Linked DNA regions of Homo sapiens: region 1 is linked to region 2. The links are chromatin contacts, found by Hi-C or POLR2A ChIA-PET in ENCODE. All regions are on one chromosome and are shown on one strand. The core of a region is the stretch at or near the end of the contact, and the rest is flanking DNA. Distances in the headings are between cores, read along the strand shown.

Region 1 (4,588 bases), core at 473-2,972, 300 kb after region 2:
CCCTGTTACCTCTGTGGAAGAAAACTAGACAGCTAAGGGACAAGGCTGGGAGGCAGACTTGCTTTCCACTATTTATCACCTTTATCTTTCAAATTTAGTACCATCTACATTTAGTACCATGATCTATTCAAAAATATTTATTAAAAAAAGAAAAGGTATAGTCTAGAAGGAAAAAAAACATAACAGACACTTCTAGCCCAATGTCCTGCACTGGGTGCTATGAGAGCAGAGGAAAGAAACACATATGGCTTCTAGACAACACCGTCTGGGGCATACATTTCTGCTATTCGATCAAGAATAGTTGTGCATCTTTTCCTGGAAAGAATTGATTTGTTTTTATCAACAGACCTATGAATTTAGTGGACAGACCTGTGAATTAATTCACTGGTTAGGTTTTCCTTTTTACATTGGCTGTTAAAAAGCTATAAGCCAAATTTATGTCCCCCTCAGTGCAAATTGGGCAGATTTCTAGGGCAAGCATTTAGCACTGGCCTTGTCCTTGGCTCTGTATCATATTCCTGTATTTGGTTTGCTTTTCCACCTGTTTCTCATGTTGGTCATCTTTCCTGTGTATGGCCATACCATCCTGAATGTGCCTGATCGCATCTAATGTTGGTCACCTCTCCTTATTCTTTGCTTCCTTATAAGCCACTAAGCAGCCTTTTTGGTGCTAGTTAGGGTAAGTGCGTGGGTAGTGAAGGAGGGAGGAGGGAGAGGAAGAAAGAAGATAGAGGTTATAAAGCAAAGCATATCCTTTTTCTTGGCTTCATCATGTAGATTAAGTGAATTGCTCTCAAAGCGTGGTCCTTAGGCCGGCAGCATTGTCATCACCTTATGTTGTTAAACATAAAAATTCATGGGTTTCATCCCAACTTACTAAGCCAGACTTTCTGTGGTTGAGGCCCAGGAAACTCTCCAGGTGATTTTTACTCACATTCAAGTTTGAGAACCACAGGAAAACAAAAGGAAGGCAGATTTCTAAGCGTAAATGCAATACTAACCGATTGCCCCCATCATGCCTGTTATGTTGGTCAAGATAAATAATACTAGCTACTGCAATAATCAATCCCTCAAATTTTATTTTTTGCCAATATCACAATCCATTGTAGATCAGTTGTGGGAGAGGTGTAAAGAGAGCTGCTTTATTAGTTTATTAAGCAAACCAGATCTCTTCCATTGTGAGACTTTGCGATTTTCTAGGCCCTTGGACATTTCCTCTGGATCCCCTGCTGCTAAGAAGGCAGGAGAGGGAGGAAAGAGAAGAGACTTTAGCAGCCAGATCTGGAAGAAACATCTTTTCTGCCCACAATTCCATTGGCTAGAAGCCAGTCTCATGGCCTGTATAACTGCAGGGGAGGCTGGGAAATGTGACCTATCGATGGAGCTAAGAGCAAAAGGAAATGGCTTTGATGAAGCCCTGGCATTGTCTCTGCACACCCGAGAACCCAAGTGAATCCCAAACTCCACGTCCAGGTCATGTTTTGGTGAACATCGGTTTTCAGTTTCCTTTTCTAATCAAGTTTTACCTTTTTTTTTCTCGACTCTAGCACTATGGGACTGAGTAACATTCTCTTTGTGATGGCCTTCCTGCTCTCTGGTAAGAACCTTTCAGCTTTGTTAAGTCCTGGAATCCTACTGTCTCCTGATGAGTCTGACCACAGCAAGCCCAGGCCTGAGACTTGGTGGGTTTTACTCACTTTCTACTGAGCATTGTACAAGACCACATGCAAAAAAGACTTTCCTGGAGAAGAAGGAAGTGTTATGATTGAGAGCAGCTGATGGCAGGCAGCTGGGATGGAGCTCTCCCCCCCGTGTGCTTCTTCCTCCTCTGCAGTCTCACATCAGTGAGCCTAGATGCTCAGAGTAGGGTAGCCTGGCCCATCCCATGGGGATGGGGGAAGGCTGCTGCACTGAGGCCCCTGAGACTTGACTCTTTTGTTCCACACATATTCTCTTCTGGTCTTCTCTGACCCTGTTTCTGTCTTTCTCAGGCTCCTAGGAAACAACTGACAGAATTCCAAAAGTCTCCCTTCATTCGGAGCACTGGCTTTCACGTCCCTGACTTCCCTACCCTCTCTCACTCCCTTCCCTACAGCCCATGCACATACCTCATGGTTGCCACGGCTTCCTGACAACTATGGATGTTCAGCTAATTGTGTCAGCTGATTTATAGTGGAGCCAATGAAGCTGAAGCTTCAGAGCCCTCCATTTGCACAACCCTTTCTAAATCCCCCTCAAGACCCTGTGAAGGGCCCCCTAGCAGTGTGGTCACCTGTCTTATGCTTTGGTAAAATTTGAATAAGTAAGATATTGTAACCACAATAAGTTATGACCACTGTCTCCTTCCTCTGCAACTTTTCCCTCCATGCCATTCTCCTGTCTGGTGGTGTTAGCAGTCAGGGGCATTTTGTATTTGAATTCTACATTCTTTTTCTTAACTATCCACCACCTCCCCTCAAAATTTTAACAGCATCCAGCCTCACAAAACTCAGATCTTCCCTGTTTACAGTTCCACTTTGAGTTTCAGTTTCTTCATCTATAAACAGGAGTTGGCTGCGGTCCCTGCCATGTATCCTGTGACTCAGTGTCTCGTAGTTACTCCTGGCCCACCCCTTCCTGCTGCTCCTTGTCTCCACCTGCAGGCCTGAGAGGGAAGCCACCCCACTAAGACAGGGAGGTGAACTGAGCCTGAAGTTTGGCTACAGCACCCACAGGCCACCAGCCATGAGTTCACCTCCTCCAGATGGCCACACACCAGGCCCTTGGCCACTGTCCCCATGTCTGCTGTGGATGATGAGGAGTCAGGGAACTACAAAGAGATGGTCCCTCAGATCCATGCTGGCTGGGATAAGCCTTTTCAGATTTCTGTTTTTCTGCTTAGCACCTTGAGCTTGTGGAGTCCTTGAGTGCAAGGTCTGTAGATGTGCCAGCTGATCACTGACTTAGGTAACAACAGCAGCTTCCAACCCCCAGGGCCCATGACCTGCTACCTTAGCTCCTGGGGATGTGGGAGGTATGTGTGTGTCAGAGAGCAAGGCAAGAAGACTCTAGAGAACATTATCCAGTAAGATTCCCTTCTCATCCCACTTCTTATTTATTTATTTTATTTATTTTATTTTTTGAGACAGCATCTTTCTCTGTCACCCAGGCTGGAGTACAGTGGCACAGTCACAGCTCACTGTGGCCTCGATTACCTGGGCTCAAGCAATTCTCCCACCTCAGCCTCCCCAAGTGCTAGAATTATATGCATGAGCCATCGCACATGACTTATTTTATTTATTTGATAAATGCATATATACACACAGTCATGAATCGTTTAACAACAGGGGTACGTTCTGAGAAACACATTATTAGGCGATTTTGTCATTGTATAATCATCATAGGGTGTCCTTACACAAAACTAGATAGCATAGCCTGCTCCATACTTAGGCTACCTGGCACAGCCTATTGCTCCTAGGCTACAAGCCTGCACAGCATGTTACTGTGCTGAATACTGTAGGTGTTGTAACACAATGGTATGTATTTTTGTATCTGAACATATCTAAGCATAGAAAAGATACAGTAAAAATATGGTGTTATAATCTTATGGGACCACCATTGTATATGACTGAAATGTGGCTGTGCAATACATGACAGTATATGCATATATATATATATCCCTTACTTTGTGCCTGGTACTGTTCTAAGTACCTCATAAATATTAACTCATTTGAGCCTCACAATAACTCTCTGCTTTAGGTCTTGTTGTTATTTCCCATTTTAAGATGTGGACACTAAAGCCCAGAGAGATGAAGTAATTTACCCAAGATCGACAGAGCTACTAAGTGGCAGAGCTTGGATTCACACCCAGCAATGTAGATTTAGCATTCGTTCACTTGACTCTTCTCCTAACTCTTGTGGTAAACCATGAATAAGTGGTAAGACTTCTTCCATGGGGCCTGAACAGCTTTGGTGGATAATATAGCTTCTGCCTCATCCGTGTTCATCCAGTGCCTCCTCCCCATCACCTGCAGCTGACACCTCAGTTGACCCAAGAGCTTGGGCCCAAGCCCTTCTCATCAAAGTGACCAGCCCAGCTCTCAAGATCTGGGAGAGAAGGAAGAAAAATGCCCTGGAAACACATTTCCAGAAAACACTAAACTGGAACACCATTTCCCACCAAATTTTCTGACTCCGCACACTGAAAGTGAGAAAGTAAAGCCGAGACACTCTATGAAAACTGAGTTCAGGTGTCACTTTTGCCCTTGATTTGCCATTGACACTTCTTAGAAGTTTCTTAGCTCCTGAGAAAAGAGTTACCAATATTGAAAGCAACAACCTCAAATGGTAACCGTTTAAGTTTTATGGTGGTGAGAGAATAAGTGACTATATTTTTGGCAGTACAATTTTAAAGTGGAATAGAAAGCCCATGACATCAGATCAGAAAATAACATTGCCAGTAATTCACACACGATGAAAAGCAACAAAAAATCAGATTCTATTTGAATTCTTTCTTCTCAGGGCACACCTCTGCTTACTGGGCTGGTGAACAGTGACCTAGCCACAGGGCCGGCTTCCAAAGGGAGAAAGGAGATGCAATTGGCCCACA
Region 2 (4,755 bases), core at 1,513-4,012:
TTTGAATATATGCATTAAAAGTCTGGAAAAATATTTGAAATATATAAATAAAAAGCCTTAAAAGTGATGACCAATTAATTCTATTACAAATAATTTTCTTAAGGAAATAATCAGATATATATGTAAAAATTTATGTTCAAAAATGTTCTCCACAGTATTACAACAGTAACAAGTTGAAAACAAACTTTGTCTCACAACAGCGAGTTGGATAAACAGATACTGGTTCATTCACCTGATGGGATGGGATTCTATGAACTATGAAAACATAAAATGTTCGAAGAATATTTAGTGACATGAGAATATACTGATGATCTAATGTCAGGTAAAAGGAAAATCAGGATATAGAAGAATGACATCAAAATTGTGTCAAAAAACTTACATTTACTTACACAAAAAAAAAATAAAAAACATTAAAATTTCAAGTGATTTTTACTGCATGATGTAATTACAGTTGATCTTTATTTTCTTCTTATGCCTATTTCTCAATTATTGACAACTGAACATTACTTTCATAACTGGTTATGAAAATTTTCATGTGACCACAAACATTTTATATAATTATAATTTCTGTATTATCTGCTTTTATTCACCAAAATTTCTCCTTAGCCATTCCCATCTAGTTTTTGTTGCTTCCAATATCACTATGTAAGGAGACTACAAGTGTCAGTTTACAGTAAATATACTCAAAATGCTTTCAGACACCCACAGAAAAAGAAAACGAGGATAAGAAGAAAGGCAGAATAAACTACTTAGTTTACCGCTATAGACTTAATTTGACATGTGTCTCCCTCAAGAACATTTTCTCTTAGATCTTTTTTTTAAACTGTATTCTTAGAATTAAACTGTAAACAAATGTGGTACCTTGGCTATAGCTTTGTACTCTTAATAGTCAGACTTCATTATAGTATAGTTAGGATTATTATGATTTTTCAACTGAATTTTCAACTCAAAATAGTTTATTTTGATTTTGATAAAATTTTGTGTGCCTGTGGTTGTTTCTCATAAATTCTTCCATCAATTACAACTTAAATTTTCTCTAGCTTTCTACTTAGGGCAGAGTAGAGAATTTATTTGTTTTGAAACTTCTTTCTTATCCCTATTATCAAGGGTAGAGAAGACCTCAAAAGTGTATGTGTGTCAAAAGATTCCAGAGAAGATCTAGGGCTAGTTGAATAGTTCTAAGTGTCTCTTGCTCTTTGTGAAAGCTGGAAATGAAGTAGGTAAGGGCCTCTCCCTTCCCAAAGAATAGCTGATAGCAACTTGCCTGTTCTACAGAACTCCATCACCTCAAAACTTCTGGGTTATACAGCATGCAGATAATAATGTTTTATCTCTTACCCATTCATAGAGGGTAAAAGAGAGCAGGCCCTAAACAGAGCCTCCTTTTAAACTGATTTTTAAAAAACTACCTCTGTGGCCGGGCGCGGTGGTTCACGCCTGTAATCCCAGCACTTTGGGAGGCCAAGGTGGGTGGATCACCTGAGGTCAGGAGTTTGAGACCAGCCTGGCCAACATAGCGAAACCCCATTTCTACTAAAAATACAAAAATTAGCTGGGTGTGATGGTGTGCACTTGTAGTCCCAGCTACTTGGGAGGCTGAGGCAGGAGCTTGAACCTGGGAGGTGGAGGTTGCAGTGAGCCAAGATCGTGCCACTGCACTCTAGCCTGAGTGACAGAGTGAGACTCCGCCTCAAAACAACAACAACGACAAAAAACTACCTCTGTTTCTAACTTCTAATTGGCTATAGATTATAATGTCTAATACTGCATTATCAATATTTTAAATACCATTTTACACTATTAGTATGAAAAACATAGTAATCATTAAAATTGCATCTGCTAGAATATTTAATCTGTCAGAAAACTGGGTTTGGGAAACAATTTAGGCATGTAGGCTATCAAATATGGCAAAAATGAAAAGACTATGGAGCATGAAGGTGGAAGTAAAGTACAAACCAGAAAGACAGGACAAAAGTGAGATTTGGGCCGGGCGCGGTGGCTCACGCTTGTAATCCCAGCACTTTGGGAGGCCGAGGCGGGTGGATCACGAGGTCAGGAGATCGAGACCATCCTGGCTAACACGGTGAAACCCCGTCTCTACTAAAAAATAACAAAAAAATTAGCCGGGCGTGATGGCGGGCGCCTGTAGTCCCAGCTACTCGGGAGGCTGAGGCAGGAGAATGGTGTGAACCCGGGAGGCGGAGCTTGCAGTGAGCCGAGATTGCGCCACTGCACTCCCGCCTGGGCCACAGAGCAAGACTCCGTCTCAAAAAAAAAAAAAAAAAAAAAAGTGAGATTTGGTGATTTAAATAGGGACTAAATTGTAAACAGGTGTGCTTATTGGATTCATATGTTTTACTTTCATATCTGAAAACATTTATTAGGAACTGAAGTGATTTTGAATGTAATTCCCCCATTTATTATTAAATAACATCGAGTTATTTTGTTCAGAGTTTCTCTAATCACTCAAAAATCAAACAATTATTCTTCCAACTGGTTTCTTTGTAAGAATTAGTAGGCACTGGACCACCTGGCATCTGTACTACACTTCTGAAGATGAAATGACTGATCAGATGTCATATTCTGAAATAAGTAAATTCCATGATTTACATTTAATCAATCTGAATTTTTACCATTAAAGTGGGAGTTGACCAAATTTTCTGCTGCCAAGACACTGTGCCTCAGAGGGAGAGAGAGAAAAAAGATGCTATCTGCATTTAAGAAGCTCAGTTTCAAGATGAAATCAACAAATGTAATTAAAACACTTAAAAATCAGCACTATGATAGAGGTAGGTAAATTGTGAGGTTTCTCTAAGATAACTAGAGCAGCTGTTAGCCGCTTCAGAAAACCTTGCTGAATAAGAGTACTTAAGAGACAAAGTTTCTGAATACGAGAAATGACTAAATAAAAAAGAAACCACTATGAAAGTGCATTAGCAAGGGCGTGACTATAAAAGAATGCCTCTTGCTGAATCTAAAGAACACTAATCAACCTGGACCCATAAGTGTGACCAGTGGGCAGTCTCTCTCCCAAAACCATGGGAAGGGGAAATTACTGAGATAAGTCCTGAGCACAAAAAGACAGAAATAACCTTTGAAAAAAAACCAAGCTACAAAGGAAGCAAGAGACATTTGCATGAACTGTTACAACTAATAGAAGAGCGAAGGTGCTGAACTGGAGAAAACTGAAAATTAAAAAATTAAATAGAATCCAACAGGTTAGAACCGCATTTCAGTATATTCTGGAACCTCAAATGCAAAAATACTGGAAAGGCAACAAACACAAAATGTGAGACTTAAATAATTTTTGCTTCACAGCTTATCTTTTTAATGGAAGTATTTATAACTCTTCTGGTTACATAAAGAAAGCAATGGAATTTCTATTTTAAAATAATGGAATATTAGATTCCATAGATACACTTCTAAGTAGAAAAAAATCTGTAATCCTGGGCTACTTTTAAATAGAGATTTTAATATTGAAAGAGAGAGTATATGAGCAAATTTGGGAACTCTTGTGGGACTAAACATTAATGCTCTGAATCCATGTATAAGGGTACCCTTAAATTTAAGATGACAGGTAACTAAGGATGATAGCAGGTGGAATCCATAAGTAATACCTACTCTATCTGAATTCACCACAGAGGCAATACCAAGAGCACCTCAGATGCTTTGGGTAGAAAAATATACACTGTGACTCAAAAAGTACTCAATATTTCCCAAATTTATCTAACCACAGAAATGCTTTTAAAAAAAAAACAGCTTGTAAGATAGGCAATAAACTTTGAGTAATAATAGATGGATAATACTTGCTTCTCATTAGTACTACCTATTTAATGCATCTATTTGTTTACCTAGATTTGTAAATTTTCAAGGACAGAAAATGTGCCATATGCATTTTTCCTTCTATCATTTTTTAAGTGCCAGATAATATGCTAAAAACTTTGTATTATCTCAAATTTTACATTATCTTGATCATACAAGTGTATAAACTATTATTCTCATTTTATAGATTGGAAGTTTGAGGCTGAGAGAGGTGGGGGATTGTCCAAGTTCACTCAACCAGTAAGCTGCTCAAGTGAGATACAAACTCGAATCTGTTAAATGCCTAGTACATATATCATATACTAGGCATTTGATATATATTTAAAAATTAATTCTTTTCTTTGCTACCAACAATATTCATGCCCAATAATATTTAAAATCCATCTTTAATTCTTCCCTGAAGAAAACGTTCATCAATTAATAGGATACCCACTAAGAGACACAGTTAGCTAGAGTGATTTCAATGTCTTCAACTCTGTGACTACATAGTATTTTGAACCCCAGAGCTATTTTTAAATGTTTTTATAACTGAGAAATGCATCTGCAGTTATTAAAAGAATAGTTTCAGTTTTCTTTAAAGAATTAACTTCTGTAAAATGCCAGTTTCATTTTAGCAAACTAAAGCTTGGCTTTAAGTTAGGCTGCATGAAAAAGTCACCTCTGAAACAGATCTTCTTTACCATAAATTACCTAGAAGCTAAGTTATTTTTTCTTGTTCTGTGACCTTGGAGGATCTGGATTGGTTAAGTCATTGCAGAAAGTGGGCTATGTCTTCAGTATTTCCTTTTCAGTCTACTTGAAATAAATGCCGAACTATATCATAATTCAATGAAGATATCCATCCATGCCATATTTATTCAGGAAAATCAGGTTAACAGACTTAAACTCTTATACGCATACATGTTATTGTTATAATTATACACACGAAATTAT

The links. A loop is a pair of places that touch in the nucleus more often than their neighbours do. ChIA-PET counts read pairs that join two places held with the same protein, here RNA polymerase II (POLR2A). Pooled maps may share reads with other maps.
Region 1: a map with no recorded cell type shows a loop between it and region 2 (4-fold over the local background). The contact joins two enhancer-like sites. A Hi-C loop is called at or near these places in 6 of 37 single-sample maps with no recorded cell type and 3 of 50 pooled maps. POLR2A ChIA-PET finds 5 or more read pairs at or near these places in 2 of 52 experiments (GM12878 and PC-9).

What each region holds. Positions count from the first base shown.
Region 1 is chr3:122,090,054-122,094,641 of GRCh38, forward strand. It overlaps CD86 (CD86 molecule), which reads left to right. Exons shown (of 7, transcript NM_175862.5): 2 at 1,548-1,597. Among named protein-coding and RNA genes, the nearest start is that of CD86, 37 kb to the left of the region's middle. RefSeq lists an enhancer at 2,331-2,440. Within about 2 kb of position 1,723, at least 4 of the 41 ENCODE cell types and tissues checked have a DNase peak (open chromatin) inside an H3K27ac peak, as active enhancers do; they include GM12878, where a contact is called at or near this core.
Region 2 is chr3:121,790,394-121,795,148 of GRCh38, forward strand. All of the region lies in intron 10 of IQCB1 (IQ motif containing B1), which reads right to left. Among named protein-coding and RNA genes, the nearest start is that of IQCB1, 42 kb to the right of the region's middle. RefSeq lists an enhancer at 4,564-4,613. Within about 2 kb of position 2,763, at least 3 of the 41 ENCODE cell types and tissues checked have a DNase peak (open chromatin) inside an H3K27ac peak, as active enhancers do; they include GM12878, where a contact is called at or near this core.